Linked DNA regions of Homo sapiens: region 2 is linked to region 1. A link is a loop called in an ENCODE intact Hi-C map of the cell type or tissue named here. Cell type or tissue: A673. All regions are shown on one strand. Each heading gives the region's core, and the rest is flanking DNA. Links, peaks and the distances in the headings are about the cores only.

Region 1 (12,268 bases), core at 1,493-9,492:
TGCCCCTGTTTCCTGGCACACAGCTCCTGAGTTTCTTGAGATCTCCAGAGTGATAGGTGTCTTTTTATTTGCCAATGACATGACAGTGGCTGGGGGCTCCTGGATAGTCTCAGGATTCAGGGCTGGTTGTCAGGGGAACCAACCAAGTCATTACAGGGTTGGAATTTTCAGCTCCAACCCCTCCCGTTCAACATCCTGGGAGAAGAGAGAAGGAGCTAAAGATTGAGTTGCTCACCAATAACCAATGATTTCATCAATCATCATGGCTCATGCAGGTGGTGCAAACACAGGCAGAAGAGGCCAGGACAAGCTGGCTTCCCCACTGACAGCCTCTACCAAGCTCAGCAGTTGCCTGGACTGGGCAGTAACACTCACTCTGGATTCTGTGTGGCTGAGGCTGCTAGCCTACTTCCTGCACCAGCCAGGCCTGAGTAGCCTCAGACCCTCTGCTGGACAGCTCTGAGGGTTGTCAGCTTGCCCCCACCCCTGCCTTATGGTCAGGCCTGGGCTTGGTGACACATGTCCATTACCATCCGCCTCTGCCTGAGTTCCCATTAGTGTCTGAAATACTGTCATGATCCAGCATGAGCTGTGACAGGCTACAATTAATTAATTAATCAGTTATACTCTATCAGCAAGTACAGACCAGGAATGTTAAATAAACAAATTAAAGGCTATGTTTCACTAAAGCTCAGCCCAATGAAATAATAATGAGGCAAAGTTAACTGCTCTGAACAGAGGAAGAAAGAGTATTATAAGGAAATATACCAGTGCAGTAATATCCTTTAAAAATGCAGAGGGTATACTGCTGCAAAAGCAGCTATGACTGCCCCATGCTCTGCTCAGGGAAGGTGGTAGGAATGCAGCAGATGCTGCAGAAAGAGCAGGGCTCTGCAGACAAAATTGGACTTGAAGCCCAGCTTCGCTGCTTATCAGCAAAAATCCATCCCAGCTTTGCCACTTATCAGTAACTCCCTTAACTGCTTTGAGCCTCAGTTACCTAACTTACTAAAAGGAAGAGGAGGAGAATACCATTAGTAATTGTTTGGATTTTTTTTTTTTTTTTTTTTTTTTTGCCAGAGTCCAAGGACACTTTTTCAGACACACTATTAAGGCTGGGCCAGGGTCTTTCTCAGGTTGCAAGAGGGTGGTTCTGGGGCCAGACACAGTGGCTCACACCTAATCCCAGCACTTTGAGAGGCTGAGGCAGGAGGATGGCTTGAGCCCAAGAGTGCAAGACCAGCCTGGGAAACCTAGGGAGACCCCACCTCTACAAAAATGAAAAAATTAGCCGGGCATGTTGGCCTGCACCTGTAGTCCCAGCCACTATGGAGGCTGAGGTGGGAGAGTCGTTTGAGTCCAGGAGGTCAAGGCTGCAGTGAGCTGTGATTGCACCACTGCACTCCAGCCTGGGAGACAGAGTGAGACTCTGTTAAAAAAGAAAAGAGAGAGAAAGAGAGAAAGAGAGAAAGAGAGGGAGGGAGGAAGGAAGGAAGGAAGGAAGGAAGGAAGGAAGGCAGGCAGGCAGGCAGGCAGGCAGGCGGAAGGAAGGAAGGAAAGAAAAAGTAAGCAAGCCAAGAGCTCTGGAATCTTTGAGAAAATGGGTCCATCATTATTGCAGGATCTGTGGTTACTCATCCAGGAATTGCTATCTGGGCAGTTTTCCAGCGTCCTTGTTGGATGATAATGTTCTTTCCCAAGGCTTTATCTATATAGATCAGCATCTGTGGGGCCATGATAGAAGGTTAGCTATTTTTCTTCTAAGGCCTTCTGTTTAGAACCTGACTGTGGCCCCCAAGGAAGGCACCCTCACTTTTACCTAGGGCAGCAGCATTTTAATTCTCAGCTAATGATACCATCATGCTGGCATCTTGTGGGAATTTTTTTTTTTTTTTTTTGCCCCTCTACATTGAAGCCTCCAGTCCCTGTTCTGGCATAAAAAGGCAGATAGGGATTCTGAAAGCCAAGGAGAAAATGTCCTAGAGAATGTTCTGGAAGTTGGGGAAGAGGGAGTCAGAGGGCAAGAACTACACCATGGGTCGGTGACAGAGGCAGTCCCACGTCCCTCCACCCGCCGCGGTGTGACTTTGAGAGGTCAAAGGGAGGATTCCAGTCCTGCTCAAACCAAGAAAATGGTCATTATCTTAGGGTATTGCTTCCAATTAAGGCCCTTCTAATGGTGATGGGTTTTCCCTGCCAGATACAGGTAGAGAATTTAGGTGACAAATGGTTTGTATTATTCTGCTGACACCCTTTTTATCTTCCCAGTAATTCCAGAAGATCAGAGCTCTCTATAAGGTCACTGGATAGCTGTGGGGTGGTATTTGTGTGACCCACCAGGGTCTCCTGGAATTCTACAACTCACACACATCTTTACAGCTGGGACCTGGATACTGAACTTAATTATGCCCAAAGATAAATAGTAGTAAAACTACTAAACTACTAATAACACTAATGATAGGCCGGGCATGGTGGGTCATGCCTGCAATCCCAGCCCTTTGGAAGGCCGAGCCTGATGGATCACTTGAGGTCAGGAGTTCGAGATCAGCTTGGCCAACACGGTGAAACCCCGTCTCTATAAAAAATACAAAAATTAGCCAGACGTGGTGGTGGGTACCTGTAATCCCAGCTAATCAGAGACTGAAGAAGGAGAATTGCTGGAAACTGGGAGGTAGAGGTTGCAGTGAGCCAAGATGGAGCCACTGCACTCCAGCCTGGGCAACAGAGTGAGACTCTGTCTCAAAACAAAACAAAACAAAACAAACAAACAAAAAACTAATGACAGTGGTGGCACTATTTATTCATGACTTACCTTGTGCCAGGCCCTCTGCTAAGTGCTTTACATGCATTAATTCAGGGATTAGCAAATGAAGGCCACTGGCTGTATAAAGTGTTATTGGTACAGCCACACCCATTCATGTGTGTGTTGGCTGTGGCTGCTTTAGCACTACAATGGCAGAGTTGAATAATTAAGGCTGAGCACATACAGCCCACAAAGCCTAAAATATTTCCTCTCTATCCTTTTTGAGAAAATTTTTGCCAAGCTATGAATTAAAATTATCTTATTCTTACCCAAGCACAGTGATCTGGGGATCACTGTGACCATTTTATATAAAAATAAACTGGGATTTGGAAAGATTAAATACTTGGCCCAAGGAGACATAATTTATAAGTGGCAGAGCTGGGGACTGAAACCCCGGGCTTCAGAGTTCAAGCCTGGGAATCCTAGGATCTATCCACAACTTATTTTCAAAGTGAATCAGAAATGACCAACATATTGGCATGAACTTGCTAAGGCCTCAGAAGCCCTGGCCCACAGGAGTGCTAGGAGATTGGGGGCCACTGATCAATTGAGATAACTAAGGCCCCAGAGCCCTGAGAAAGACAAGAGTGTCACAGGTATTACTCTGACTCTGGAAAGGAGTCGTGCCGCTTCCTTTCCCAATCTCTGTGAATGCTGAGGGGTTTGCACCTGCTGGATTGATAATATGATTCCGCATCATACAGAACAATTTGTTCCTTACATCATGAATGTTGCAGGCCTTATACCAGTGCATGGTGCATAGCAGATACTTAAACTTATTTGCAAAGGTCACCCTCACTTTTTTAAGTCTTTTTTCCACATTGAGTGGAGAATAAATGGGAAAACAACCTGTCATAGTCCTACAACTTCATAATTTCAAAAGTGCATTAGGAGCTGAGAAGTCAACCTCTCTCTGGGACCCTCATCCTCCCAAGGGCCATCCTCCTGCCTGGTTCTCTTGGACTCGAGGCTAAGCATCCCTGCCTGCTTCCAGGGCTCTTCATAGGATAAGGTGGCCACACTCTGGGTCCTCCTTCCTTGGGGTCCAGGGATTTCCTATTCTGGCTGCCTTCAAAGCTTGCTGAGTCCAGGCACAGTGGCTCATGTCTGTAATCTCATCACAAGGAGAGGCTGAGGCAGGAGGATTGCTTGAGTCCAGGAGTTCCAGACCAGCCTGAGCAACATAGTGACACCCTCATCTCTACATACAACTTTTTTTAATTAGCCAGGCGTGGTATGTGCCTATAGTCCCAGCTACTCAGGAGGCTGAGGTGGGAGGATCGTTTGAGCCTGAGAGTTCGAGGCTGCCGTGAGCCATGGTTGCACCACTGCACTCAGCCTGGGAAACAGAGTGAGAGCCTGTCTAAAAAAAAGAAAAGAAAGAAAAAAACTTGCTGAGTTGTCTGCAAATACAGATGTCCCAGCCCACCTCAAAGACTATGACGTGCCAGATCTGAGGTAGAGTTCAGGATCTGTTGAAGTCCCATAGGACCAGTGGGCCTGAGGACTGGTGCTCTGTCTGGTCCCATATGTCTCAGCTAAGTTCCTGATATGCTTGCAAACCCTGGTTTACCTGGAGGGTCTGCTCCATGTTGTCGGTATCTTCCTTACAAAAAAAAAAAAGTCAAAGGCATGTCATATCCCCAGGGCTGTGAAGGCTTCTGATTAGAAATTTCCTCCAGTCAAAAATCATGGCTGAGCAGGTTGGTTGCACAGGTATTCATTAACATAACGAAAACCTGACATTAAAAGGATAACCTCACAGTCTAAGAGGTTTGCCAGAATATCTCTCAGTCTGTTCAAATTGTCATTATTTAACTCCTATATCTACAAAAATTTCAGTAAAACTGATAATGATATTTAAATGGGAGATGAAGTTGGATTTTCCTTATTGCAAAGAAATAGGATTTGGAAACCTGGTGATGGAATGCACAGCAAATCTGTATCAAAAACAAAAAAAAAAGAGAGAAACTTAGAATAAAGCTTGAATGATGATACAAAGCTTGCAGTTTGATCTAGGTGAAAATTCAGGTCCTGACATCTTCTAAATATCACTATCTTGGGCAAATCCCGTAATGTCCCTAATCCCAGTAACTTCTTTAATAAAATGAAGATAATAATACCCTCTCTTCCCCACTCCAGAGTGATGGGAGAACAAAATACTTATGTAAGTTGCTTGGAACATGGATGGTCCTCAATAACCACTTCCTTGGAACAAGATTATTTCTTCTGTTGAGAAGTTTGCAGCCTGGTAGGAAGGAAAATTCACACCCAGAAATTATGATCAAAGAGGGTAAAATAGAAGGGTAGATAGGAGGGTCAACAGAAAAAAATAGGCAAAAAAGGAAGAGCTCAGGAAGAAGGAAGTATGCAGTCTTGGTCTTGGAGGGTGAATATAGTAGAATTGCAACATTTAAGAGAGTCAAGGCAAGCCTAGTAGAAGAATGGCAAAGTTGCACAGACTGGTCAACTGTGCAAGCCCTGACATTTCAGTAGTAAATGAGGATACTCTCTGCTGATGGAGCAAGCAACTCAGGGGTGCATTTATTTTCCAACCAGGATAAACAGAAGCATCCTACCCAAAGCAGGAAGGGGCTTTATCTCCAAGACCAGCTGGGAATTGAATAACTCAGTTATTTATGCCTTCTCTGCAACCAGCCATGGGGAGGAGCACTCCAAAGCCTAAAGCAGCTGTGGGCTTCTCTTAGGAGGCAAAGAGGGCCAGGATGAGGAGGCTTGCAGAACCAGAAAACAATGAGTACAGCCCAGGCAAATGGGAGTTTCACCAACACCTGGCCAGAAAACACCCAGCAAGTAGAGAAAACCCGAGCCAGCCAATCAGTCTGACGCATAAGGCCTTCTAATTTTATGCAACATACGCTATTTTTATCTACTTATAGAAAGGGAAACTCTAGGGGTGTGGAGAATGGGTTTTTATAGAGTTTGGGGTTGTGCAACATTTTCTAAGATGAGTTGCCTCAGCCTTTGCATAAAAATGCTGTCTGTTCCTTTGCAAGAAATGGCACCTGTTGCCCAGCAAGAAGGCTGTGACCAGGAATACCCTTGGCCCAGTATTCCAAAACTGTGGCCAGTAGATCCTGAGACTCCAATGTCCTGCCACGTGGTCCAGTTACAAGTCTCTGAGATCAAAATGCTTTGAAAAAGGCTGAGCAAAACTTTCTTTGTGGCCGTGGGACTTGAGAGAGGTTGAGATGCTGACATGCATTAAAAATCTACAGAGGAGAAACGAGTATGAAGTGCTACCCAGGCTCATGTCACCATACCTAACACTTGCCTTCCCAACACACACACACACACACACATACACACACACACACACAGTGTTTTTCACCTAGGAGGCCCTCTGAACAGCTGCTACTGGCAATCCATGGAGCAATTTAGGATGGGATGGAGATTGCATTATAACAGCCACCCTGAGTAGGTATGCACAACCGTGATCAGGTGACAGAATGAGCTTCCAGTCTGTCTCCTCTGATCATGCTGTTCTTGGCTGATTGGATGCTCCTGGAGAACCAATATTCACCACTGCCTCCCAAGTGCCTAGCACTGTGCTTCGTTATTTAATTTAGTGCTCATGGCATTCATTCCCACGTCAGCTGTAGGAGGTAGTTATCATCAATGCCATTTTATTAAGAAGAAGCTAAGGCAGCACATGGAAAGTGAGACTCCTGCTCAAAGGACCTGCAGCTGTGAAAGGAAGAACTGGGATTTGAATCACATCTTCCTACCTTAGGGTCGGCATTTCAGCCCCATGACAGGGAGAGACCCAGGGATAAAGGCTCATGGTTTCCATGCAGTTAAGGAGAACAGAAAACATCTGTGCAAAAGGTGGGACCTTTGTAACAGAAAAGCCAGAACTCAAACCACAGAGCCACTGTCTGTCTGCTCACCTGCTGACAGGATACAAGCAGATCACGCAGGCTTGGGGCAGGTGGAGTCTGCAGAGCCAGTGGGTTCTGCATCCTATAGCTGTATCCTTGGTGCATGTAACTGCCCTGCTGGATCTGAGGCCTGCAGGTGATCTCCAGTAGGTTCCTGGCTTAATTTGAGTGATCAGATAATTCGTCATTTCCACAAATTTAAAACAAGGAAAGTTTAATCATTCACACACTCATCGACAGAACAGAAGGAAGTGTTCGGTTTATTTTTCCTTGATGTCATAATTTTATCTCCTGCTCCCTCCTTTGTTTCTGACTTCGGGACCAAACTCTGGAATCTTTTATCCTGGAAATGACTGAGACAGAAGGAGTGGGGGTGAGATGCTGAGCTGTTCGGCACTGTCATCATCTCTGATTCCTCCCTCCCTGTGTCTCCACCATCTTGTACCATCTTTTCCTGAGCCAAGCATCAAATCCTGATGCCTCTACCAGATGCTTCTTTGTGTGGGTCAAGTCCCTGATCTCTCGGATCCTCAAGATCCCCACCTGGCACTGAGTCTATGGGACTCCTTTATGGCAGCTCCAGCAAATTAATACAAGGGACAAAGTGGCAAGGGAAAAGGTGGAGAGACTTGGTAGAAGGACAACAGCTTCAAAAGGAGGAGCTTCTCCAAAGTAGTCAGAGGGGAACTTTGAAGATCTTCAGAACTGGATGGAGACAGAGGCAGAGAAGGAACAGATAAACAGACGAAATCCCTTGTTGCCAGACAAAGGAGCTTCTGCCCCATGAGTGGTGGTTCAGGGAAGGCCTGGCATAAAATCCGCATTATGCCCTGCAAACGGGTTCAGCCCCCAGGAAGCACACAGGCTGGCGGGCACCACCAAATCACTTCACTTACTCACACCTGTGATTATTCACAAATTCACCATGTGTCTCCGTTACTCTTTGCCTCTCTCCCCTCAGTTACCCCGTGTTTAAATGTGACCAGGAGAGCTATAGACATAGACCACTTAAGAATGACTCCCCTTGGTCCTCTCATTTACCATAACTTTAAAAAAAATGATTTAGGGGGCTGAGCACGGTGGCTCACTCCTTTAATCCCAGCACTTTGGGAGGCTGAGGCAGGAGGATCACCTGCAGTCAGGAGTTCGAGACCAGCCTGGGGAACATGGCAAAACACCATCTCTACTAAAAATACAAAAATTAGCCAGGTGTGGTGGCGGGCACCTGTAAACCCAGCTACTCAGGAGACTAAGGCAGGAGAATCGCTTGAACCCAGGAGGCAGAGGTTGCAGTGAGCTGAGATTGTGCCACCGCACTCCAGCCTGAGTGACAGATTGAGACTCTGTCTCAAAACAAAAAAGATTTATGGAGTTCAAGTGCAGATTTCTCACATGCATATACTGCATAGTGGTGGAGTCTGGGCTGTTAGTGTAGCCATCGCCCACATAGTGAACATTATACCCAATAGGTAATTTTTCAACCCTTATCCCCTTTACCCCCTCCCACCTTTTGCTGTGTCCGGTGTCTGTTATTCCACTCTGGATGTCCACATGTACCCTTGGTTTAGCTCCCACTTGTAAGTGAAAACATGCAGTATTTGACTTCCTGTTTCTATAAGTGAAAACATGCAGTATTTGAAGTCCTGTTTCTGAATTATTTCACTTAGGGTAATGGCCTACAAAGACTTTTTTACGGCAAAATTGCTTTGGGTGTTGTTACAGGTTGGGCCTCTGGGAAGCAGAATCTGAGACAGAGATTAATAAGCTTATGAGGGTGTTCTCTTGGGATCAACACCCATATAAAGGAAGGCAAGGAGGCAGGAGATGGCAGAGGGAGAACCTGAGGTGCAGTGTGGCCTCCATGGAAGCCTGAGCCAACTCCATGGGGAATTCGTGAGACAGAATGACGCATCAGAGCTATCTGAGTTGGAGTGAGAGGGATAGACCTTTAGACCCCCACAGTGATCAGCCACAATGTTGCCACCCTAGAAAGAGGGTGAGACTTGATAAGGGAGCTCTCTTCAGCCAAGGAAATCCCTACAGCAGGGAGGAGTCTGGGTGATGGATCAGGGCCCAGCATGGGCATACAAAATTTAGGTTGTGCAGGTTTTTCAAGAACCTACCCCTCAATTATGTCAAGGAGTGCCTAGGCTCACCAGGAAGCTGCCAACCCCAATCTCCTGCTTACACTTGCTCCCCTGGTGCTGTACCAGGTGCCTTTGATGGAGTCCTCAGTCATCCATTCTCTCTTGACCCTGTGCTCAGACCAGAGACCTGATTAGTTTAGCCGAAGGAGCTAGAGTTCCATTCTACATCAGATGCATGGGTACTTTCAGAACCTCTACTTATCTGTTTGATTTCCCAAAGTATTAGAATCCCAGGAGTTGACGGGGGAGATAGACGGATGCGGTAATCTGAATGCGATCTGAGCTTTCTTCCCCCAGAGTCAGGTTTCCACGGTGAGAAGCATCTGCAGCTACACCTCTGTGCTGAATCCATTTCACAGCGATGCCGCCGTGAAGAGCAAAGATATGCGTGAGATAGCAGCTGCAGGCACCTCTGTGGCCCCATCACATGACTCTCAGTAACAGGGCACACCTGAGCACATAGTGCCTCACCCTCTGGTCTCCAGAATAAGCCTCCAGCCCAGAAGGGATGGGAGCCCTCTGCTTGGGGATCTCTCAATAGCAGCAGTCCTGCTGAAGGGGGCATAGCTAGGCACAGAACATAAGTCCCTTAATTAGTATTTAGTGGCATAGAAATCCACTCTGTGTCCAGTGCAACTCTGACCCAGGGTGCACGAGTCCTGGTTTCAAGGTCAAACAATGCCATTCATGCGTGTGGGAAGTAACTGCATCTCTGGGCTTGGATTCCCACAGTAAGTGTGCTTCCTTGCCCTCATGCTTCTGCAGTGCTGTCCCCCTGTCCCAAATGGTTGCTCTCCCTTTCCTCTCATTTTCTGTTTCTCACTCTTAGTGTCTCCTCCCTGGATACTTTTTCTAAACACCCAACACAATCAGATGGTCCCTCTTCTGTGCCCCCTAGAATCACACGTATCTTTCTCATAGGACTTCTCTCTGCCTGCATTCCCTGCTGTCCTAAGGGCAAGCACCTCATTCTCCCCATCTCAATGTCCCCAGCACACTACTCAGGGTCTGCAGCAGAGCAAACACTCAGGAGGGGCTTGCTTCATACATCAAAGGACCAGTGCCATGTTGGGAGCAGGGAAACACTGATATCTAGAAGTCTATGATGGCTATGCGAGGTGTACACATTCTCCTTTGGGAAGCTGAGTGAAACAAGTTGAATAGACCTTTCTCCAAAGAAGATACAGCCATGCGCTGTATAATAATGTTTTGGATAATGATGGTCATGTATATAACAGTGATCTCATAAGATTATAAAGGAGCTAAAAAAAACCTTATCAGCTAGTGATGTCATAGCTATTGTAATATCATAGTGCAATTACTTCATTTTAAAAATAAATTTCTATAGAAATTCTATAAAGTCTACAGTAGTAAACAGTAATGTCCTAGGCATTAACACTCACTCACCACTCACTCACTGACTCAGCCAGAGCAACTTCCGGTCCTGCAAGCTCCATTCAGGGTAACAGCTCTATATTCAGGTGTACCATTTTTAATCTTTTGTACCATATTTTTATTGTATCTTTGTTTAGATATGTTTAGATACATAAATATTTACCATTGTGTTGTAATTGCCTACAGCATTCAGTACAGTAAGAAGCTGTAAAGGTTTATAGCCAAGGAGCAGTAGGCTATACCTCATAGCCTATCCCTGTAGTAGGTAATATCATCTGGATTTGGGTAAGTGCATTCTGTGATATTTGCACAGCAGCAAAATTGCCCGACAACACATTTCCCAGAAAGCATCCTCATCTCAAGCAATGCATGACTGTATACAAATGGTCAATAAGCACAGGAAAAGATGTTCAACATCACCAATTGTTAGAGAAATGCAAATCAAAGTCACAATGAGATACTACTTCACATCCATTAGGATGATTATTATTAAAAAAAAAAAAAGAAAATAAATGTCTGCAAGGATGTGGAGAAATTGGAACTTTTGTGCACAGCTGGTGGGAATGTAAAATTGTGCGACCAATGTGGAAAACAGTATGACAATTCCCCAAAAAGTTAAACATAGAATTGCCATACGATACAGCGATCCCAATTCTGGGTATATATCAAAAAGAATTGAGAGCAGGGACTCAAGCAGATATTTTTACACCCATGTTCATAGCAGTATTATTCACAATAACCAAAAGGTGGAAACAACTCAAATATCCATTGATGGATGAATGAATAAAGAAAATGTTTATCCATTCATATATTCAAAATATATCCATACGATGGAATATTATTCAACCTTAAAAAGGAATGAAATACTGACACATGCAACAACATGGGTGAACCTGGAAGACACTGTGCTAAGTGAAATAAGCTAAGCAAAACAAATGTTGTATGAGTCCACTTATGGAAGGTACCTAGAAGAGTAAAATCATGGAGACAGAAAGTAGAACAGGGGTTACCAGGGACAGTGGAGAGTTAATGTTTAATGGGTGCAGAGTTTCAGTTTGGGAAGATGAAAACATCCTGGAGATGGATGGTGGTGACAGATACACAACATTGTGAATGTACTTAATACCACTAAATTTTAAAAGGTCACTTCAAAATGGCTGAAATGGTAAGTTTTGTGTATGTATATTTTATAACAATTAAAAAAGAAGACATAAAGTTAGGCACTTTTCTGGGGTAATAATTATAGCCCAGCCACCCTGTAGCTAGCACTTATGCGTGGGTGAATGGAGGCATTGCTGTTTCCATTTCCAGATGTGGAAGCTGAGAGGCATAAGTATGTGATTTGCCAAAGCCACACATCAATTGAACCTGGGATTGAATCCTGCTCTTTCTGACTCCAAACCTACAAGGGTCCATGTTGCTGACATCAGTGTGGATCACGTCACACCCCCCCGCTGACCCCCTTTCCAGGGAAGGCTTTGGGGCAGTGTCCACTTACCAGCCTCAAAGAAAAGGAAACTGATGAGAAAACTGTTGAGATCCTGTTATTGATCAAAATCCAATATGAGTTTTTTCAGTTCACACTTAGCAAAAGAAAGAAGATATTCCTTTTCCTAAATATTAAATTTTGATGAAGCAAGACAACTGTGCACAGAGAACAGCATGCATTAGCAATTGGAGGCAGAGAAAGCCCAGAGAGGAACATTAGAGCTGCCTTCCAATACATGGAAACTTTCTCCCAACTCAACAGCCAATGGGAAGTTAGGCAGAAGCCCCAGTGGGTGCCCCTGGGCTGGGAGTCTTTCTGGAAGCACAAGCCCAGGAGACTCCATAGACCCTGTTTTGGTGATTGCCAGCCTGCTCGAAGCCAGCTGGGAGGCCTGGGACTCACCAGCAGCTGGCTGTGCAGCAGCGCATGGTGGGTAACAAGTTTCAGTCTTGGCATCCACACTTATGATGAAGTGAGAAAACTAATATCACAGCCATCTTCTTATGATGAGAGGAAAAAGTTGCTCCTGTGC
Region 2 (12,268 bases), core at 2,345-10,344, 330 kb after region 1:
ACATGGGGATGGAGGCAGCTGAGGCCAATTGAGCTGAAAATGAGGAAAAGCCTTTCTCAATCTGGGCCAATGTCCAGCCTTCTCCACCTGCACCCCCACCTCTCCAAAGGAGAAAGAAGATATTTGGAGTTGTTTCTAGAAGAATCCTAGGGGCTGGTCTGGTGCAGGCTGGCCAGAAAAGGGAGAGATCCTTACACCTAGCCTCAAGGGAAGCACTTTCTCCTGGTCACCCTCCTCTACCATCTTGTCTTCCTACTCCTCCTCCCTTCCTGCTTTCCTGCTTCTCACCCTGCTAACAAAACCCTTGTAAATTTGAGGCATAAATATTCACATGGCCCCAGCCTGGAGCAAATAGATGCCTCTCACAGCTAATCCAGCCCAGCCTCTGCATCTCTGCTTGGAGTCCTCAGCCCCACCAACGCAAATGCTCGAGGTTTATGATCAGCACCTGCCTTTAAATCTTCGCCAGATATATCCCTGAAATACTCCTCTCCCTGTGCTGTCTGCCTTAGGGCATAAAATATGGGAAAGTTTAGAGAAAAGGAATGGGCTGGTTGTAGAGAAAGAGCACTGGACTCCAGCCAGACTGACCTGGAGGCAAAGCTTGGCTCTGTCCCTGCAGCCCCTCAGAGCTTCAGTGTCCTTATCTGGAAGGCAGAGCTGCATGCTCCAGCTCAGAGGGTCTTTGTGGCAATGGAATGAGGAGTGGAGGGATGAGCCTGCACTCAGACTCCCCGACAACAGTGGGCTCTCACTCTGGGTAGTTGGTAAGGGGAAAAGAAGGTGGATTCTGGAGACACATGGGCCTGGGGTCTGATGAGCTCTTTCCTGCTGGCTCTGTGCTGCCATAATCATGCAAGACCAATCCACCTCAACTTTTATGTAACAAGGTTGTGAGTTGTTTTTCAGTTGCCATGGACCCCTCGAGTTGAAGGTCACGTAACCTTCAACTTCTGAGCATGCCCAGAAGAACCAAGTGTGCAGCCACAGGTGGAACCTAAGTGCTCAGATCAAGGAGCGGGGACTAAATTAAGAAGCGGACGTGACATGGCAGGATCTGGGATCCAATCAGATCGAGCCCTGGTGCCACCCCATGGCGGGATCCAGTCAGACCATGCCTCCTGGCATCACCTCATTGCACGATCCAATCAGATTACACCTCATTGCCCTGTGCCTGTAAAACCTGCCACAGTCTCCAGCTTGAGGAGACAAATTTGAGCTTTTCCTCCTGTCTCCTTGCCAGTCAACTTACAATAAAGCTTTTGTTTTCTCAAAAGCTGGTACCACAGTATTGGCTTCTTTGCACATTGAGCATAGATTACTAGGTAATACTGTGTGCCTCTGGGCCATTTACCTAACCTCTCTGGACTTCAATCTCCACCTCTGGGTTATTATCTTAGACTGGCCAACTAGCCTCTATGCCTCAATGGCCTTATCTGTAAAATAGGGCAATGCTGTCTGCTCACTGCAGAGTTTAGGTGAGACCCAGCCTCACATAAAAGTACCTTGGGAAGACCTCACACTGCACAAATGCAAGGTATGAAAAAAAAAACTTCTAAATATTTTGGCTGAAGGAGGAAGTGTCTGTGAAACATAGAAAATGTTATTTGCTACTGTTTCCAACCCCAGAGAGCTAACACTTGCAAGGCTCATCATGTCGGATCCTGAACACATATCTGTTAAATCACTACCGTGCACCAGGCATTTTGCCAGCCAAGAGCTATATTAGACATGAATGCAAGGTCCCTGGGGTGAAGAGGACCCCACGCCCTCATGGGCCACACAGACAAGTCGACAGGTTATGCCAACAAGCAAGTTGGCCAGAAGACAGAGCCAGCTGCCTTAGGAGCACAGAGAAGGGCAACTACCCAGGAATGATTGAGCTAGTAATTTGCACACTGGGAGAAGCTGGCATTCCAGGCAGAAGGAACAGCATATGTGCCCTGGTTTGGGACTCTGAGATAGGAAGTTGGGTGTGAGTGAATATTTGGGAAGCGATTCCAGGAAGCTGACAAGGGACTGGGGAAACAAGACGAGGAAGAGAGGAAAGGAATGAATGCATGAATGAGTGGGTCACTATAGGGGGTCGTGGATTGTGTCCTGGACACAATCCCCATTGGGGCTCTCTGAAAAACTGTACAGAACATACATCAGAATTCTCCTGTTGAGGCTGTCAGAAGCCAGATATTTGTTCTCCAATTTCTCTTCCTCGTTGGTTAAGGGTGGCTCCTGAGGCATCTCCCACCTCCACCTGGGCACAGCATCCTCCTGAGACCAGAGAAAGTCCTCAGGCAGAGAGGTGCTGGTTCTTTGAGGCCTGAAACCATTTGAGATACAGGAATTATCTATCAAAGATGTAGGTGCCTGGGATAAACTATGAGAATCAGGTGGGGTGTTGACAGTGGCTATGACAATAGGTAGATATGCAGAGCAGTGAGTGATCCCCTCAGGGAACTCCAAGCTAGACCCGAGGATGGAGGAGGTGAGAAAAGAGAAAGCATTTTAGAGATTCCAGAAGGCTTTGCTTAATGCATTAAGGAGTCTGGACTCTCTCCTAGAAGTATTTGGGAGCCATGGGAGGAATTGGAGGGAGAGGGAGTGGTAGGGTCAGATCAGTGATTTACACAGACCACTCTGCTGCCTTCTGGGAAACAGATTGTAGCCGGAAAGACTGTAGCCACAGGACCAGCGTGGGAGGGAGAAGGAGAATGTTTGAAGAATTAAATCCAGAGAGGATGAAACGCTTCCCCAATCATCCACTCCCTGTACCTGAATGAAGACGTTTCTAGCCCCTCCCTCCTGGTTCCCATACCCCCAACTTGGCCCCACCCTTCTGTGGTCACAGCCCACCTCAGCAGCCCTAAGCTGACTCTGGGTCCACCAAGCAGCAGCCTTCCTTGCGCCAGCCCACTTGTGATGCCGTTTTTACACCTGGGGCCCTGCCTCAGTTTCCCTGACCAGACTCCAGATCCTAAGTAGTACAAGAGCCCATCACTGACCCCTATCTCCAAGCCTGGTCCTAATGCCTGGTCAAGCTCTTACCACACTTGCTGTCCAAGGAGCTGGGTCCTTCCAGAAATAGGAATCAGGTCCTTCCTCATTTGCATCCATACCCCTGGGTTTGCTGTGCCCCTCGCCTTCAGCTGAGGGGGCATTTTGATGTCTGCATTTCAGGCTAAGGTGCAGGCCCTTGGCTTGTGTTGTCTCCCCTCACAGCTCCTCAAATGGGGCAGGGGGAAGGAGGGCATTACCCAAATGAGGACTCAAGGTGCCAAGAGGAGAGGTGAGCTGGTCACAAGTGTAGGTGAGGTTCCAACTCAGTTGTAGGTACTTCTACTGCCCCAAATCAGGAGTGTAGTAAGCTCCCACTTACTAGAATGCCTCTAGGCAAGGAACTCCACTGCAAAGAGCATGGACTCTTTCTTGGGGTCACCAGCATTAATGATCTGAGCCCCTCCCAAGTGCCAGATGCTGTGACTCCTTAGAAAGCTGAAGCTCCCACTTTTGTCCCTTTTCACACGCAGTCACAAAGCACCATGTGCTTTGTGTGTGGCCAGCAAATGTTGTAAGAGGGAGAACTGGCCTGGCAAAGGCAGATTTAGGGGGCTGACCTGACCAATGATGCCACACTAGCTGGGAGCCCCCCTCCTGCCTCGATCCAACCCCAGCCTTGATAGTCAGATCAGGTTCCCCGCACCTGCCCAGGGCCCCACCACCCTCCTCCCCTCCCTGACGGCTCTTGCAGACAGACATGATCCCAGCACCTCCCTGTGTGTCCCGAGAACCCCTCTCTTGGCTGGGGAAAGCAGCCTTGTCATGCCTTTTCTTTCTTACCATAAAAGTCCTGCCTTTATTTTTATTCTTTAATAAGGTTACAGCAGGACTGGGGGAGGCAGATTTTGGCCTCAGGCTACATCTGCCCTTCATTTAAAACACCCCAACTCCCACAAGGCTGGAAAACAAGTCTCTGAGCTTCTCTTTTATAGTCTTCGTTAGATCCAAATCCAGAGTTATTTTTGCCAACAGATTGTATCAGCCTGGAGCCCAATCGCCTCCAGAAACAGACCCTCTTGCTTAAAAAGCAACACTTACCCACTGCACCCAAACCACCCCATCTCCTGCCCATCCCAGGCCACCCAGGAGCAGCCCCAACTTGCACACACCACTTAAGAAACCTTTTCTCTCATCCTGGAAGTTTCGGGATTCCTGCACTGCTCCGAAACCCTGCATTGTCCACATTTTCTTAATTCTCACAAAGGCATGCAGTTTCAGATTAGAAAAGTTTTTATTTTCTACTACAACTATATGGAAAGGGAGTTCACTGGTTTTGATTACACTGGGTCATTTGACAAAGAGTGTTTGGACAAAGGCAATGCATGTTTGTGGGGAAAACCCTGTCATTTATAGCAGAATGAGAGAGAATGTAAGATAGGACCTTGACTCAACCATGCAGAGGGAGCGCGTCCTCCCCTCTCACCATGCCACTGCACCTTGATGATCTTCTGCTAGATTAATTTTACTGGGCTGGGCCCAGACTCCAGGGCCAGATTTGCCTGCCTGAGAGGCAAAGCTAAAAACAGCTCCAGCCTCCAAGAGGGGCCAGCTGATGTCTAATTGCTCAGCTCTCTCCTGTCCTCCCCGCAAGGAAATTAAAGGCTCACTTTGATTTGGAGAGGAGGAAAAAAGAAGGCTGTTTGCAGGTGTTGAGACAAAGTCGTCCAGGCAACCGCGAGGAATATGCCTCTCCACATATCACTAACACAGGTGCACCTCCCTTTTCCATGGGGCACACACAGCCAGCACAGAAGGAGTTTGTGGGCACAGTGAGGAGTGTTGCTTGTTTCTGGAGCCCAGAAGCAGACTGGGGTGTTATTAATCCATCCGCATGCCCGGGTCACATAGGAGCCCTGGTCATGGCTGTGAGATTTCTTGTTATGAAAGCAAGTTAGGTTGGCTAATGGAGTTCCCTAAACCCTTTGTATATTTTATTTGGGCCAGGATGGGAGGAGTAAGCATTAATCATGCACATTCATTCATCTCTGTGTTCCTTCAGCCTATATTTATTATTAATAATAATAGCTACCATTTAGTGGGCTTCCACTGTGTACCAGGTGCTGTGCTAAGCACTTTACAGTATCTGATTCAAGCCTCACAGCTTCCCAGTAAAACAGATATTATTATCCTCATTTTACTGATAATGAAGAGGCTCAGGAAGGTACAGTGACCTGCTCCAAAGCTCATGGCCTTTAAGAGCAGGGATTCAAAACCAGACCTGTCTTGACCCCAAAGTCTAAGGTGTTAAACTCGAGGGTCTCCTGCCTCCCTTTGTGGGTCTCTATGCCTGCCCTTGGGCTGGGTGCTAGCATTAATGTTTAATGAAGGAAGTGTTTCTGGAATTACACATTACAGGGCCTACTAGGTCTCTGGACGTAATAGGGTTCATCCCAAAACATGCACAGTAAGAACAGGCTACAGCCTGGCCTGCAGCCCAGCTGGTGATTCTCTGCCCAGCCACTCACTGGGTCATCATGTCTGCACAGGCTGGATGAGGGGACGTTAGCGCTGCCTTCCTGGAGCCCAAGGTCCAGCAGTTGAACAGATAAGAACCCTTCGTGATTGTGAAATGGGAGAGTTCCCTGGCTCCCCCCTCGCAGGATGTGCAACAAGGGTGTGGCTCTCTGTTCAGCCACTGCGAGCTCAAACCCCTTACGAGATGGGGAGCGTGCAGACCAGCAGGTGCGGGAGCTGGGATGAGCGCTTTGGGCTCCGGCCCCACAGTAGTGTCTAGGGGTGGGTGTCTGTGACTCCTGAAGCCCAAGTGGGCATATCGCAGTGCACTCTTTTAGCTTTGCTCTCCACAGATGGTTTAATGTTAACCCACTCAGTGCCCCCTTGGTCCCTGGGTCCTTGTCTGGCATCCAGGAAGAATCAGGTCACACATGGACTTGAAGGATGAATGCCGGGGTTTTATTGAGTGGTGGAGGTAGCTCTCAGTGGATGAATGGGGAGCTGGAAGGGGGATGGAGTAGGAAGATGATCTTCCCCTCGAGTTTGGCCTTCCGGTGGCCAATCTCCTCTCTGATCATCCCCAGCCAAACTCCTCTCGGTGTTCAGACTCTCATATTCTTCTCTCTTTCTCTGCCATGCCATTCTGCCATTTGTTTGCTCATCTCCTTCTGGAGTCTGGGGCTTGGGGTTTATATGGTACAGGATGGGAGGCATGGCCAGCCAAAAGGCAACTTTTTGAGCACAGTAACAGGAATGCCTGTTCTCACTTAGGGCCACAGATTTCCAGGCTTGAGGGTGGGGTCCTTGCCTGGGAACCACCTCTTCTTCTTAGTATTTTCCTGTCTCCTGTCTCTATCAAAAGGGTTGATGAAGGGGAGCCAAGGAGAGGGGAAAGCTTTCTCATGGAAACAACATCCGAGCTGGAGCATGTGGGTCCCTGAAATCACATAGCAGACCACAAGAGGGAAGGACACCCTTAGTAGAAGGAGGAGCTTATACACAGGATGGCACAGGGCACCCCAGAAGGGCAGGTTCCTACAGCAGAGGGTGTGAGAGCTCATGGGGCGGAAGCAGGAGGCAACAATGGGAAGGAAGTTTGGTGCAAGCATCAGCCTAGACGGGGCGTCCTATCATATGGGCAGTCAGAGGGATAGTAGCCAGGCCCCAGGCCCTGTTCAGCCCCACCCCTGCCAGGGCTCCACATCCAGGGAAGATGTGGATTCAGAAAAGGGCAATTGCACTAAGCGGCATGGCCCACACCTCGGGAGTCAGGTCCTGATTCAAACCTCACCCCAGGAAAGACATTTTCAGAAACATTAGGAGCACCAACTTTAAAACTTCCCCAGTCCCTTCCCACAAAGTCCGTCTGCCTCCCAACCCAACCCTGTGACTGCCCTCTTCTGGAGAGAAGGCTGAGAGGAGGGGAGGGAAATTGTCGGAAATCTTATCAAGGGAGAAAACCTTGCCCTTGATTCTGCCAGTTCTTATCGCATCCTCTGACGTTCCAAGCAGGCCACAGCCAGACTCTTTGGTGCCTGCAACAAACCTCAAGAATCCTGAATTCTGGATGCAACTCACATGTAAAGTCAAACAGGCCTGCCTTGCCGGTTAGCCTCAGCCTTAACCTTAACGTCATCTAAATCTCAGCTCCTGGGCTCATGACTCCAAGGCCTGAGACCGGCTGTCTTAGGGAGCCTCTAAGCCTGTAATCTCAGCATTTTGGGAGGCCAAGGCAGGCAGATTGCTTGAGATCGGGAGTTTGAGACTAGCCTGGCCAACATGGTGAAACCTCATCTCCACTGAAAATACAAAAATTACCCATGCGTGGTGGCACACACCTGTAATCCCAGCTACTCAGGAAGCTGAGACAGGAGAATCGCTTGAACCTGGGAGGCAGAGGTTGCAGTGAGCCAAGATCGTGCCACTGCTCTCCAGCCTGGGCAGCAGAGTGAGACTCTGTCTCAAAAAATAATAATAATAATAAATTTAAAAGATTAGCCGGGAAGGAAGATCCCACCCACCCTAAGATGATATCAGCTCCTGCAGAGGTAAAATAAGTTAGAGAAGAATCTGGAAGTTTTCTGCCTCCTCCAAGTTCTTTTTAACATTCTACCTGCTTGGGAATGCTGTATTCCAGCCACGGATCTCTGTTTGAGAAAGTTTACCTCACTGGCATCGTGCCCTTACAAGCTCCAGGACCCACTTTCACTCTAGACCCTGAAGACAAGCCCTATACATGAGATGAGGGAGATGGACGATTCATCAGGCCTGAAAGGCAAGGGACCCGCTGCAGAGGGCAGGTTACAGAGGCTCCATTACAGGGAAATCCTCAGAGGAGGAAAAGGAGGCTGGCAGGGAGGCTCCAAGTCTGTCATCACAGTCAGCCCTGGTGACTACGGCAGAAAAGCAGTCAGGACTCATCCAGTCTGTCCTCTGTGCACATGCTAAGCCCTCTGCCAGGCATCCTCTCCCCTACCCCACATCTCTACTTGGAAATCTCTTCCTTTAAGGTGCCGCTTCAGGGTCAGCTCCTCCCAGAGGCCCTCCTAACTCCCCCAGGGCCAGTTATCTGTCCCTTCCTCTCCACTCACATGCCACATGTGGCATGTGAATTCCTCTGCAGAATTCAAAGTGGGTTATCATCATGGGATTAGAGTCCTCCAGTCTAGACCGTAGACTCCTTCCAAACAGAGTCCAAAACTTACTCATCACTGCATCCTGGGGACTTGAGATAAAGCCTTACCCTTAGTAGGTCCTCAACAAATATTTTTTGGAGGGGAAAGAAAAGTAGGAAGGAAGGGAGGGAAAGAGAGAGGTGGGGAAAGAAGGAAGAAAGAAAGAGAAAAAGAAAGAAAGAGAGGGAAAGAAAGAAAGAAGGAAGGAAGGGAGGAAGGAAGGAAGGAAGGAAGGAAAGAAAGAAAGAAAAGAAAGAAAGAAAGAAAAGGAAAGAAGGGGAGGAAGAGGAAGAAGGAGAAGAAGAAGAAGAAGAAGAGGAGGAGGAGAGGGAGGAAGGGAGAGAAGGAAGGAAGGGGGGGAAGGAGAGAGGGAGGAAGGAAGATGTATAGATACATTCAAATAATGAATGCCTATAATTTAAAGAAGCATATGAGCTTGTGGATAAGAAGGGAGATGACTCCTGCATCTTTCACCTCCTGATCAGTATTCCAGTGGGAATGAGTATCCTCATCACTGCTGACATGACTCTTCAGCATCTAGGAGATGTCCAAGGCTCCCCCAGTGCCTGCCTCCCAAGAGGAGGGGCACCGGTAAAGGCAGAGGTCTACATGGTGTGGGTAAAGGCCTGAAGCCTGGCTCTAAGGAGGAAATTGGAACAATGGTTGCATGATGTCAAAAGTCTCTGTCTCTACTGTAACTTTCACCCAGGCTAGTTCCCCTCCCATCACCATAGCAACCCACATCCTCAACAAGGTTCAGGGTTCAGCAAGAGCCATGGGAGGAGAGAGAGCGCGTCCTTGTGGCCTTCACACCATGCTGGTGTTCCCAGCTGGTGGCCTGGTTTTCTTCTGTTGGTTCTTAGCACCTTGGGTCACATAGTGCCCATTCATAAACTAAAAGTCCCCACTGCTTGATATCCCCAGATATCTGTGAAGGGTGCCTTTTACTGGGCAGGGTAAGCTGCTCAGAGCTCTCTGAATGAATAACTACTAGGAATCTGGAGTAAAGTCGTTCTAATGAACTCTTCTCCATCCTCCCTCTCCCAAAAGGAAAGGCCTCACCTCTCTGTGAAAATGCACTTCCTGTTGTATTAAGAAGCAAGGCCTGACCGCACTCCTATGCTCTGTTAGTTGGCATGTTCCCTAAGTTGGCATGTAGGGTCTACATAATTTGAGTATATTTCTGGTTTGTTGAATCTGGATATGGAGAAATTCCATCCCCCACAAAAAAAAAAAAAACTTCCCTAAGATTTTGGGTAAAGCCTAGATGCTTTCGAGGGGTCCCTGAAATGTCAACTTTCTACCATAAGGAAATAGGAGGAGGCCTGGATCAGAAAACTGTGGGTCTGTCATGGTGACAAACAGTTTCCATCCTGCAAACAATCTGGATTGCCCTGGTGATGGGCAGGGCCAAAACAGGGCCAGGACTATGAAATATTGCAATGAGTGGAGGGTTTCCTTGGATAAACTTTATCGAGACATCCACAATAGATCTCTCACACTGATGCAAACATCCTGAGGCCAACCTTTCTCCTAACATTATGCCCCATCACAAACCTCTTTCTTCTGTGTCTAACTCAAGGGCTCCAGAAAGACATTGTCTACCTATAAAAGGCTCGGGCACAAGTGGAAGATACACAATGGTTCTATTTGATCAGCATCAGAAAATAAGGCAAATACCAAAATTCCAGAAGTCCTCATAAATCTGGCTGCAAAGTTTCTAAGACAATTTGGGATTCAGGCAATGACTACAGGAAATGATGGCTTCTCCCTATCAAGGAAGCAGGTCAGTGCCTGCCCTGGGAACAAAGGGAGGGGAGGTAGGGCACTGGGTCCTGCAATGGCTCTGGTGTCAGAACCCCACCCTTGAGCAGAGGCTGGGCGGGGGTCTCCGTATTTCTGTCTGGGTGAGCATCAGCAGGCCAGTGCTCCCTCAGCATCTGTGGTCCACTCAGGGATTTGGGTCCAGGTCTCCCCTTTCATCAGAAACAGAGCTAAATGTTACTTCTTCATCGGCTTCTGTGATACTGAAGTCACATGGCTCAGGATTCAGGACCTTGGGGTGGACCCCTAGGGAAAGTGGGCTGGCTTCATTCTCTTAGGTCAATGGTTTTCCAACTGTGCTCCAGAGATTCCCTAAAGTACCCCCCAACCCTGCCAGACAAGCTGAAGGAAGGCAGAGCTGACAACCCTCATCTCAGCCTTGGACCCATTCCCTTCACTTTTCTGCATTTTACACATTGAACGTGTCCACAGGAGATTTTGTTTCAAAACTGGTTTCCATTACCTTAAAAATAGTTGGAAATCATTTCAGATTTTCAAAGTAAAACAGTAAGCCATTCTGGCTCTTCTGGCTCTTGGGCATTAGGGCTTTATAAGTGAATTTCCACTTTTACTTTTTTTTTTTTTTTTTAAGTGTTGAAGGCTGGGCCATTAGGCCATCTCTGCAGACTGTTGCAAACCCAGTACTGGGCTCTGCAGGCTGTTTTATGGTCACGTGGTTATTTGTGTGCCGAACACCAGGGCTTGGCAATAATGGCTTGGCTCTCCCGAGGTGCAGAGGACTTGCAAACTGGGAGACATTTCTAATACTGTGTGTGTGTGCATGTGTGTGTAGGTATGCAAACATATACAGTGGTGTCTGTATGAAGTCAGTACTTTAATACTTTTTTTGAATTCCCCCCACTGCTGCATGTTTCTAGGCTGTTCCCTGAGTTCCAGCCCTGTACATTCCAGGAACTTGCTTTCACAATTCACAGAGCCAATTCTGGTTTGGGGAAAAAATGGGAAGGGTCCCTGATCCATTGTCCTTGAAGGCCCCCAAGGCAGAACTAGGGCCACCTAGAAAGTTAAGGAGAGATCAAACACGTCTCAGTGGAAGAAAGATCCTCATGGCAATAAGAGCTGTTAGGGAAACAAGGGCATGCACAGTTCATTTGCAGAGATAAGATTTGACTATTCCTGGCTCCTGATCCAGCGCCCCATTCCATCTTCTATGCCTGACCAAAAGCGGTGACAGGCCTCAGGCCATGCTGCTACCAGAGTTTGGTGAAGGGAAGCAACAATGGGTTTAAGGAGCCCCAAGTCTTTGAGGTGAGGTCTGCCTCTCTAGTTCAGGCACCTATGAACAAGACTCCCCCAGGAGACAGAGGAACTGAAGAAGGAAGTCTACCAGCAATGAGATGCCAGATCAAGATGGGTCCCCGTATTTCACTGTCTTGATACCTAATGTTGAAGAAACATATCAGCAAAGAGCACCGTGCCCTGGCTCCTCACTCAGCCTTCAGCCCAATACAGAGGCAGCCGCTGGCTCTCCAAGAGCACCAACCTTCAAAGGAAAATCCTATGAGGGAGAGGAGGTGTGAATTTTGGCAGCACTACTGTTGTATGTGTATGTGTCTGTGTTTTCCAAAACACATGGGGTAAACAAGCCAGTGTAAAAATAGACTGCAGCAAAGGAACGGGAGTGGAGCTGCCTCCTGCAGGTGTGAGTGACTGTGCTGCTGATTACTTCTTGGAAAGCAGTCTCCAGGAGGGACTGATCAGACAGAGGAGTGGGGCCAAGGAGGATGCAAAACGGAACTGGCTGCACCCTTGATCACCAAATAAACCTGTCTGTCCCCCAACCTGGGGCTTAACATCAGACAGCACAGCTTGGATTTCATAATTCCCCAGTGCAGACCACAGTCTCCTTTTCCTCCTGTGCTGGGAGGGGCAGGCCCCACAGGCCTTTTTGATTTCTGGTCTAGAGGCCCTTTGTTAAATCAGATACTACAGAACAAGCAGTGGAATGCGGCATCTTTCCCAAACAGAGGTCCTGAGGGGTTACTACCTGGATCAGGGTCAGTGTCACCTCAATCCTGGGAGAAACCATTGGGCAAAATGGACTCCAAGCAAGTACGCTCTCCTTCATTAACCAAGCCAGCAAACCCTCGTGGAAAGGAAGTAAATGGAGCCATCCACCCATACATTAAATGTTTGCCAAGGGTCTGCCACACTATGCATCTGTGCTAGGCCTGGGGCATATAGTGGGACCAAGACACCCAGCCCTTGCCCTTGTGGAGGAGAGGGAGGATACTAGATCA

Evidence for each region. Hi-C counts contacts between places; a loop is a spot of excess contacts. Peaks named below come from ENCODE experiments on the same cell type or tissue, not always from the same donor. Only the 100,000 strongest peaks of a DNase experiment are listed, where the experiment ranks them.
Region 2: it touches region 1 in a loop (2.5-fold over the local background); 2 of 110 quality-filtered maps call a loop at or near these places.

Annotation. Positions count from the first base shown.
Region 1 is chr16:65,831,996-65,844,263 of GRCh38, forward strand. No RefSeq gene overlaps it. Among named protein-coding and RNA genes, the nearest start is that of LINC00922, 260 kb to the left of the region's middle. In A673, for the core only: CTCF peaks have their summits at 5,465 and 5,664; DNase peaks (open chromatin) are centred at 1,656, 2,876 and 5,636; H3K27ac peaks cover 4,121 bases.
Region 2 is chr16:66,161,102-66,173,369 of GRCh38, forward strand. No RefSeq gene overlaps it. Among named protein-coding and RNA genes, the nearest start is that of CDH5, 200 kb to the right of the region's middle. In A673, for the core only: a CTCF peak has its summit at 6,905 (motif pointing left); a DNase peak (open chromatin) is centred at 6,890.